Linked DNA regions of Homo sapiens: region 2 is linked to region 1. Evidence: chromatin loops called from intact Hi-C (ENCODE). Cell type or tissue: tibial artery. All regions are shown on one strand. Region 1 overlaps AUTS2 (activator of transcription and developmental regulator AUTS2). Region 2 overlaps AUTS2 (activator of transcription and developmental regulator AUTS2).

Region 1 (5,000 bases):
GTGGGGTGTCCTCTTTCCAGGCACTGGCGCAGGCCAGCTACATGGCATTTCATCTCCTTAGCAGGCCTCTGGGGTAAACTTTATGTGTTAAACTTTATGGTTAACAGAGCCCCCTGCTATTCATTGTCTCCTTTATTTATCAACCAGCCCCATGAAGTCAGTGGGGAAATATTCTTGTTCCCATTTAGCAGATGGGGCTCAAAGAGTAGAAGAGACGTGCCCAGAGGCACACAGTTATACTGAGTAGCTGAGCCAGGTGTCTTAAATCCAGGTTGTCTGACTTCTGGTGCCCCAAGCTGACTTCAGATTTCTTTTCTTCTTATATCAATGATGGCATCAACTCCCTGACCTCCCCCTTCTCCAGAATGTTGCCTGGGTGATTGGGTAAGAGGATATAAATAGTAAGTGAAAAAAATAGATTCAGTTCCAAGCACTAAGGGGCTGAGACAACTAGACACTGTGGCAGTGCTACAGACCTTTAGATCATTTTTCTGACACTCTCTAGCTAAAAAGGAACATGGACAAGTGACACCCAAAAGTCCCTAGGCTTAAACCAACTGTCTTGTGGAAATATAATATAAGTATGAGCTATTCTGAGCAGGATGACAGGATTGGAATTCAGTAAAGTTTTAGATGGACTTTGAGATCCAAATAAGGGAGGAGTATTATAAAGAGCTCTATAAAAATGGTTTAAGGAAGGGTGTGGTGGCTAATGCTTGTAACCCCAGCACTTTGGGAGGCTGAGGTGGGTGGATCATTTGAGGTCAGGAGTTTGAGACCAGCCTGACCAAGATGGTGAAACCTCGTCTCTACTAAAAATACAAAAATTAGCCAGGCACCTATAATCCCAGCTACTCGGGAGGGGTGGTGGCGGGCACCTGTAATCCCAGCTACTCGGGAGGCTGAGGCACGAGAATCGCTTGAACCCGGGAGGCAGAGGTTGTGCTGAGCTGAGATCGCACCACTGCACTTGAGCCTAGGCGACAGAGTGAGACTCCATCTTGGGAAAAAAAAAAAAAAAAGGTTAAAAATGCCAAGCTAGCAGAGAGAGGGACTCAGACACACACACCTAAGTTGTTGCTCCAGCCTAAGCTGGCCCACCACTACCTGACTGCAGTTTGTTGCCTGTCCCGTCATGCTTGCCTTCAAAATGCCTTTGGATTGTTCACAAGCTCAGGAGCCATGGGCCTCCTCCTGTTGAGGGGTGTTTATTGTCTAAATCCCTTACATGTGAATTAAAAATAGGCAAAGGTAAAAAGGCAGGAGTTTTCTAACAGGTATGGGAGTGCTGTAGTAGGCCAGTGGCAAAGACTATCGCCATTTTCTTTGCCTGGGACTTGTTGAGTCTTTGAAGTCTACCTGAATTCCAGAGTCTAGGGCTTCTTGATTCCTTAGCAAGAGCAAAGGGATGTGTACCCTCTCTTTCAGGCTTTGGTGAATTAGACCTTGAGACTTCATAATTAAAATGGATTTAATAGAGGCAGGGAAGCTGGGATGTCTGCCCCAGTAAGCAGGCATCTTCTGTCAGAAGGAGAATGTGTCCTTTGTATTTAAACGGTTTCTCCAAAAGGCTCTAAATGAGATTTGGGACTTAAACAAGATTTGGTGTGATTTGCTAATTACCCAAGTTACTATTACCTGATTAACACAGGAATCCTCATAGTCTGTTGCAGTGCCTTTCTTCCGGGTGCCAGGAGGCTTGACATCTGTCACCTGTTCACTTGGAGGCATTTTAAGTAACCCAAATTATGTATGTCTTTTCTGCTTTAGGATTTGGTGCCTGATTTTTACATTTAAAAGTTAATAACTACCTAAAGGAGGTTTGCTGCCAAAATACAAGAGTGAAAACTGACAAATCTGTTTGTTGCTGACAGTGAGGTGGAGATCTTGGTTTATTCATTCCAACTAGTTAGGCCGAGAAATGATACACAGGACAGTACAGAGCTCTTCCTGGTGACCATCACAGGCATCAGGAATAAATCCCCTCAAATCTCACTTTGCCCCACCAACCTTAATTGAGGCCTCCGCTTGAGCAGTGACAGAACTGGAAGGGTTGGAACCAGAAAAGCTAAGTGTCTTTCTCAAAATCACACAGGCCTGCAGTTAGGATTTGTCTTTCGTTGTTTTTTATTTTCAAGATAATAAAAGGTTTCCACTTTGACCACCAGGAGACCATGCTGACTTTCATTTCAGAGATGGGGCTTCAGTGTGATAAAGTGATCTAGGTTAGAGTCTTAGCAGGTTTCCCTTGAGATCTGAATGGCTGCGGGGTGTGCTGGGGGCTCTGTACAGCAGCTGTTAACAGTTTTCTCCTTCCCATGAAGACGGCTTATTTACCTGGGTCTCAGTTCTGAAGATTGTTTCCAGGTATGCTGTGTACTGAAGGGACTGAGCGTGATCCAAGGAGCCTGGGACCTATGTACTTGGTGACCAGACTCTCCTCTCCAAAAGCAGGGACCCAGGGGACCTCATCCAGCATCCTGAGAAGCCTCGCTTTGGACAGGCCTGAAATTTCCCTTCCTTCATCCTAGCTCTTTCATCCAAGACAGTGATTCGGGAAACAGTATTTCAAAATTGAAATTCAGGCCTTGAATTTCAAGTCTAGAAGAACTGTCCAAATCATCGGTAGGAAGAGCTTGGAAGAAAGGGAAAGTCCCACTGTAATGCTAAAAGAGAGCCACCCAGCCAGGGATGGTCTGCATCCAGACCAGAGCACAGGTCAAAGGGAAAGCCGAGAGCAGTTCCCTAAGTTCTGGCATGGCTTTTGGACGCAAAGCAGCTGGGCTGCGGGCATGCTGTAAGGACAGAGGACCCTTTAGGGTTCCATCTCTTCGGAGAGAAAGTCCCTGCTGTTCCAGTTCACTGAGTGTTTAAGAGGAAATAACGGCCTGAGGCATAAGCCACTCACCCATATAAAGTGAATACTTCCTCAAGGGCACAAAGAGACCACTTGGTAAATGACTTCACCCACCTGCTTTAGATGGTGCTCCAGTGCACTGAGAATGTTAACCTCATTCACCCTTCTGTGGATGAGCAGATTATTCCTAGAAAATGGTCCGTTCATGTTTGACCAGGCATAGCCCCACTGTGAATGACAAAGTCTTTTTTGACCTCCCACGATCTTTCTCCCTTTCTGTCTCAGCCAAGCCTTTTCTTCTGGAAGGAGCTACTCTCTTTTGGCTAGACGATCATTCAGAGGAGTCACCTCTGTCCCTCCCCCTACTGATACATCTCAGGGTCTCAGAGCCGTTTATGTTCCCATTTTTGCATCTTGACATAGGGATGCAAAGATGGGAACATCAAGCATCAGTTCTTCCGAGCCTTCATAGAAGGAGTGGGGGGAGTGGGTAGACATGGAGATGAAACAAGACTGGCCATGGACTGATCATTGTGTAAGTCTGGAAATGGTTGCACAGGAGTTAATTTAACTACTTTGTTTACTTTCATATTGGTTTGAAATTTCCCATAACAATAAGCTAAAAACAGATAGTAAGGGATCTCAAGTGTCTTGGGCAGTGGTTTTCCCATTGCCACAATATATGTGGTGAATGGGCATTATCTGCTTGGAAAATTAACAAAATTAAAATTTACATATAGATCAGTGAAAACACTGCTACAGAGTTAACTTAAAATTTTAGCTGGGTGTGGTGGCTCATGCCTGTAATCCCAGCACTTTGGGAGGCTGAGGAATGTGGATTACTTGAGGTCAGGATTTCCAGACCAAGCTGGCCAACATGGTAAAACCCCATCTCTACTAAAAGTACAAAAATTAGCCAGACACAGTGGCTCACGCCTGTAATCCCAGCTACTTGGGAAGTTGAGGCAGGAGAATCGCTTGAACCCGGGAGGTGGAGGTTGCAGTGAGCCGAGATTGCACCACTGCACTCCAGCCTAGGCAACAGAGTGAGACTCTGTCTCAAAACAAATCAAAAAATTTAATATAATATGTGTTCATTATAAAAATCATTCAGGGCCAGGCGTGGTAGCTCATGCCTGTAATCCCAGCACTTTGGGAGGCCAAGATGGGCGGATCACGAGGTCAGGAGATTGAGACCATCCTGGCTAACACAGTGAAACCCCGTCTCTACTAAAAATACAAAAAAATTAGCCGGGCATGGTGGCGGGCACCTGTAGTCCCAGCTGCTGGGGAGGCTGAGGCAGGAGAATGGCATGAACCCGGGAGGTGGAGCTTTCAGTGAGCTGAGATCATGCCACTGCACTCCAGCCTGGGCGACAGAGCGAGACTCTGTCTCAAAAAAAAAGAAAAAAAAAAAATCATTCAGGTACAGCCAGAGAGAGCCACTGTAGATAGTTTGAAATCCAAAGACGTCTTATGTGGGCATTACCCACAGATGTGCATGCCTGTGCAGCTTAATTTTAGATTTTGTTTTCTTTTGCTTTGTTGTTTTGTGTGTTTGATTTCTTTTCAAATCAGATTTATGTTTCTTACCAGCTCGTTTTAACAACTTTATTCAAATATAATCTACATGCCGTAATATTCACCCGTACTAAGTGTATAATTCAGTGATTTTTTAGTAAATTTATAGCGTTGTGTAACTATTGCCACAATTCAATTTTAGAACATTTTCATCATTCCAGTAAAATCCCTCATGCCCATTTGCAGTTAGTCCCCATTACCACTCCCAGGTCAAGGCAGCCACGAACCTATTTTCCATCTCTCTAGATGTGCTTTTTCTGGACATTTCATATAATGGAACAATACAATGTTGGTGGGTTTTTGTTTTGGGAGACTGAGTCTTGCTCAGTCGCCCAGGCTGGAGTGCAGTGGCGCAATCTCGGCTCACTGCAACCTCCGCCTCCCGGGGTCAAGCGATTCTCCTGTTTCAGCCTTCCAAGTAGCTGGGATTACAGGCGCCCGCCACCACACCCAGCTAATTTTTGTGTTTGTAATAGAGACAGGGTTTCACCATGTTGGCCAGGATGGTCTCGATCTCTCCACCTCGTGATCTGCCTGCCTCAGCCTCCCAAAGTGCTGGGAT
Region 2 (5,000 bases), 110 kb after region 1:
TCACTGAGTCACCTTCACCAACACCTTTCACGCCTCTGGACTTCAGCTTTCTCATCTGCAGCACGAGGGAGAGGAATGGGCTGAGGCTTGCCATGGTGCTTTCAGGGACAGGCGTGGGAGCATCTGTGGTGAGTTTGCAGTTCTGTGTTGTATATGTCTGCACCAATGAGAGTTTCATGATCTTGAATTTATACATTCATATCATGAAGCACAACCTAGTAGCATGTTTAGATGTAGAAACACGATATAAAAACAAAACAGAATTTGTTTTGGTTTTTGGTTTTTTGTTTTGTTTCGTTTTGTTTTTTGAGACAGTCTCACTTTGTCACCCAGGCTGGAGTGCAGTGGCGTAATCTTGGCTCACTGCGACCTCCGCCTCCCCCTTTCAAGCAATTCTCCTGTCTCAGCCTCCCAAGTAGCTGGGATTGCAGGCATGCACTACCACGCTCAGCTAATTTTTTTTTAAATTTTTGGTAGAGACAGGGCTTCACCATGTTGGCCAAGCTGGTCTCGAACTCCTTACCTCAAATGATCTGCCTGCCTTGGCCTCCTAAAATGCTGAGATTACAGATATGAGCCACCGCGCCCAGCCCTGGAAGGAACCTTTGTTAAGAGTTCATAGTAACAGGGTGCTAAAATGAGTTTATTAAAATAATCCCAGTAGATGAAAGATTAGGAGATCTCTTTTGAGGAAATTAGAGAGTTTAGATCTGTTTTGAAATTAGGGAATGCCTTTTCCTATTGACCTAAGTCTCTGATTATATATGTCAACCTCAGCTTACGGAAAGAAGCTGACATGTCAAAATAAGAAGAATAGGCTGGATATGGTGGCTCATGCCTGTAATCCCAGCACTTTGGAGGCTGAGGCAGGTGGATTGCTTTAGCTCAGAAGTTTGAGACCTTTAGATTAGAAGTTTGAGACCTTTAGATTAGAAGTTTGAGACCAGCCTGGGCAACATCACGAAACCCCATGGAGCATGTCTGTGGTCTCAGCTACTTGGGTGTTTGAGGTGGAAGGATTACTGGACCGCAGGAGGTGGAGGTGGCAATGAGCCAAGATCATGCCCCTGCACTCTGGCCTGGCAGAGTGAGACCCTGTCTCAAAAAAAATAAAAAAGTAAGATGAATAAACAATGGTTAATAGAAACATAAGTGGTGGGACATGGGGGTCAGGATTTAATCTCAGAGTGTCCCAGTGGTGATTTATTTTATTTATTTATTTATTTATTTATTTATTTATTTATTTATTTTTTGAGACGGAGTCTCGCACTGTCACCCGGGCTGGAGTGCAGTAGTGCGATCTTGGCTTGCTGCAGCCTCTGCCTCCTGGGTTCAAACGATTTTCTTGCCTCAGCCTCCCAAGCAGCCAGGATTACAGGTGCCCACCACCATGCCCAGCTAATTTTTTGTATTTTTAGTAGAGATGGGCCTTCACCATGTTGGCCAGGCTGGTCTTGAATTCTGGACCTCGTGATTCACCCGCCTCGGTGTCCAAAGTGCTGGGATTATAGGCGTGAGCCACCGCACCCGGCCCCAGTGGTGATTTTGTAGGTCAGCAGAGATGATCTGTGTGCCACATTTCCTTGTAGCTTAACAATGGGCCTCAATCATGTGGTGCTTGGGTTCTTAGAATGTGGACAGCCAAGACATTCCAGCCACAAGTAACAGAACAAAATGGCTTCAACCATGGCAGGGGGGCGGGTGTGAGTAGTGTTTCTAAATGGGACTGGTTAAGTATTTTGGGGCACGGATTGGCTTCTCTGCCATTCTCTTAGCTTTCTCCTCATGATTTCAAGATGGCCGCCATAGTTATCAGACACTATTTCCTCAGGAAGCCACACTCACAGACAGGAAGGAAAGGTGTTCTTCCTCACGTACCTCTTTTTATCAGGAGGAAATTCTTTTCTAGAGACCCCATAGCAAACTTCCCCTCAGGTTTCACTGGCCAGAACTGGGTTACATACCGTCTCCTAAAACAGTCACCGTCCAAGAATAATGGGATTGCCAAGGGTGGCCTGAGCCTCCTGTAACAGGGGAAGACCACCTGCCCACAGCATGGCGCCATGCAGTACCTGAACAAAACCTGGGTTCAGTGAACTTGAGGGCTCTTGCCTGGGCAACCAACAGGGTCTGTCTGGGACCTTAAAGTCACTGATTCTGACTTAGCACTTAGGAATCAGGCATGTGGTTTAATCTCTCTGAATGTCAAAGAATGTGAGCTGGTCAAGAGCAGATCTAGAACTAGAATCTCTTTTCTCTTACTGTGACTCTCATCCCCACTCAGCTTTCTTCCTGGAATTATTTTTACTTTCAAATGTGTGAAGTCAGACATACAACAATTGTGCATTTCACTTGAAACTAGTATCTCGTTGATTGCTACCAAGAATGTTGTTTAAAATTGAGAAGTACATACATTTACCTCTACATATCTCCAGTGAACTTCTGTGACCATTAACTGTCAATTTTATCAGATTCATTTTACACGCAAAGCAAACACATCTACACCCTTGTCTCAAGAAGTTTCCAGGCTAGATGAAAAAACTGTTCCTGTACCCATGACAGTTAGACATAAATTAATAGTGCCAACTAATTGATTGATGACCAGAGTTCAAATCAGGGGAAGAAAGGATCACGTTGAGGGCATGGCTGAGGCCCAAGAGAATGATTTCAATGGACAGAGAGGAAGGAGGAGGAAGTCCGAATGGGATGAAGATAATGTTGATAGTAATGATCAACATTACAGTTATGAGCACTTGCTGATATGAGTAATGATCAACTACAGTTATTGAGCACTTGCTGTTTGAGATAAAGTTCTAAGCACTTTACATGTCTTAACTTATTTCATCCTCACAAAAGCTATTATGAGATGGGATTATTGTCTTCTCATTATTTCCGCTATATAGATAAGGATCATGACATACAAAGAAGTTAAATAAGGTACCCAGTGCCCTAGAGTTAGTAAATGGTAAAGCTGGACCCAGGTAATGTGGCTTCATAGCCTGCCCCCTCTCTGGTGCTCAGCCTCATTTACTGTAGCAAACTCACGAAACTGGGAAACCCAGGGTTTTGTGAGGCGACTTCTGTACAGGTGTTCCTTAACTTACATTGGGGTTACATCCCGATAAACCCTTCATACGTGGAAAATATTTTAAGTCAAAAATGCATTTAATACACTTAACCTACTGAGCATTGTAGCTTAGCCCAGCCCCCCTTAAACACGCTCAAAACACTTACATTAGCCTACCATCGGGCAGAATCAACTAACATAAGCCTGTTTCATAATAAAGTGTTGAGGATCTCATGTAATTTATTGAATACTGTACTGAAAGTGAAAAACAAGATGGTTGTATGGGTACCTGAAGTGCAGTTTCTACTGAGTGCATATTGCTTTCATACCAGCATAAAGTCGAAAAATCGTAAGCTGAGCCATCGGAAGTTAGGGACCATCTGTATGTTGATTTAGCTGAAGGGAGGATTTATAGGCAAAATAGTGAGATAAAAGGTAGGGAAAGTTTTCACTGAATTCAGAAGTATTTGGAACTGGGGCTGGTCATCTGGATCCCAGAAAACACTGGCAAACACACGCACAGAAATGCACAGAAAAAGAATACCCCAACATTGAACACCAAAGGCCCTCAGACTTTGGCGCCTCCATTTTGAAGGTGAGGGATGTTTCTATGTGTCTGTAAGCAGTGAAGACATCACCGGATTATGATCACATCATACATTGCACACGCCGTCACGGTTGCACGTTGCTCTAATCCCATGTATATTACTGTGTCTATTTGGAAAGCTGCAAGAGCCATTTATTTATGAGTGACTAAGTGGTAGTTGACTGCCTTCAACTCCTCATGTTTTACAAAGTAGGAATCCACAGAGAATAGCAGTAACCAATACACCAAACCACCTTCATTTTGAGATGAATACTGAGAAGTCTTTCATTACTCTGCAGTATAAAGTGTTTACTAAACAGAATTAAGCCACAGCATAATACCCTGCCTTCCTTCTTCTCTATTTGATTCGTCCTACTTAACACCAGCAAAAGTACTTCTGCCATTTTTTTTTTAGGGTTAGACAATTTATGCCATTTAAAGTGTAAAAATGGAATTTACTTGGCAGTTAGAGGGAAAAGAATTGACATTATCTAGACACAAGGAGTTCATGGGTATAAAGTCTCAGATCATCATTTCTGCTAAAGATCAAGTACCTAAGTAAATGTAAAAGACTACACTGAGAGAGACATCCCCAGTTGGAAAATGTGCCAAGTCATAGAAAATTGTGGTAGCCCTGAATTTTCAAGAATGGTTTTGGCCAGATGTGGTGGCGTGCGCCTGTAGTCTCAGCTACTCGAGAGGCTGAGGCAGGAGGATCATTTGAACCCAGGAGTTTGAGTTCAGCCTGGGCAACATAGCAAGACCCTGTGTCTTACTTTTTTAAAAAAAGAATGGTTTTATTGGTGTATTTTGATTATTGTAAACTAATTGTAGACTCTAATTTACTCTTGGATATTGAGATCTGTTTTGACTCTTGGCAATGGTGGTGTTTTTTGGTGATTGGTTGATGTTTTATCTGGCCTGATATCCAGATTCTTTTTTGTAATGTACATACTCTTTCCTGATATCGTTTATATGACAATCCTCCCCTCCCCTTATTTAAATAGAGGTTTAAAAGTTTAACAAGCCCAGGTGTGGTGGCTCATGCCTATAATCCCAGCACTTTGGGAGGTCAAGAGAGGAGGATCACTTGAGCCCAGGAATTCAAGACCAGCCTGGGCAACATAGGAAGACTCTATCTCTACAAAAAAATAAAAAATCAACCAGGCATGGTGGTACACACCTGCAGTCCTACCTACTCAGGAGGCTGAGACAGGAGGATTGCTTTCGAGGCTGCATGAGCTATGATCATGCCACTGCACTCCAGCTTGGGCAATAGAGTGAGACCTTGTCTCAAAAAAAAATTAATAACCCTATCTCTCATACTTTTATATTTTCTCTTTGGAA

Evidence for each region. Peaks named below come from ENCODE experiments on the same cell type or tissue, not always from the same donor. Only the 100,000 strongest peaks of a DNase experiment are listed, where the experiment ranks them.
Region 2: a loop joins it to region 1, with 30 times the contacts of the local background. A loop is called at or near these places in 2 of 110 quality-filtered maps.

What each region holds. Positions count from the first base shown.
Region 1 is chr7:70,542,526-70,547,525 of GRCh38, forward strand. All of the region lies in intron 5 of AUTS2 (activator of transcription and developmental regulator AUTS2), which reads left to right. Among named protein-coding and RNA genes, the nearest start is that of GALNT17, 590 kb to the right of the region's middle. In tibial artery, no CTCF peak of the experiment used is centred here; no DNase peak of the experiment used is centred here; H3K27ac peaks cover 560 bases.
Region 2 is chr7:70,648,294-70,653,293 of GRCh38, forward strand. The region is part of intron 5 of AUTS2 (activator of transcription and developmental regulator AUTS2); the gene reads left to right. Among named protein-coding and RNA genes, the nearest start is that of GALNT17, 480 kb to the right of the region's middle. RefSeq lists an enhancer at 163-212. In tibial artery, no CTCF peak of the experiment used is centred here; no DNase peak of the experiment used is centred here.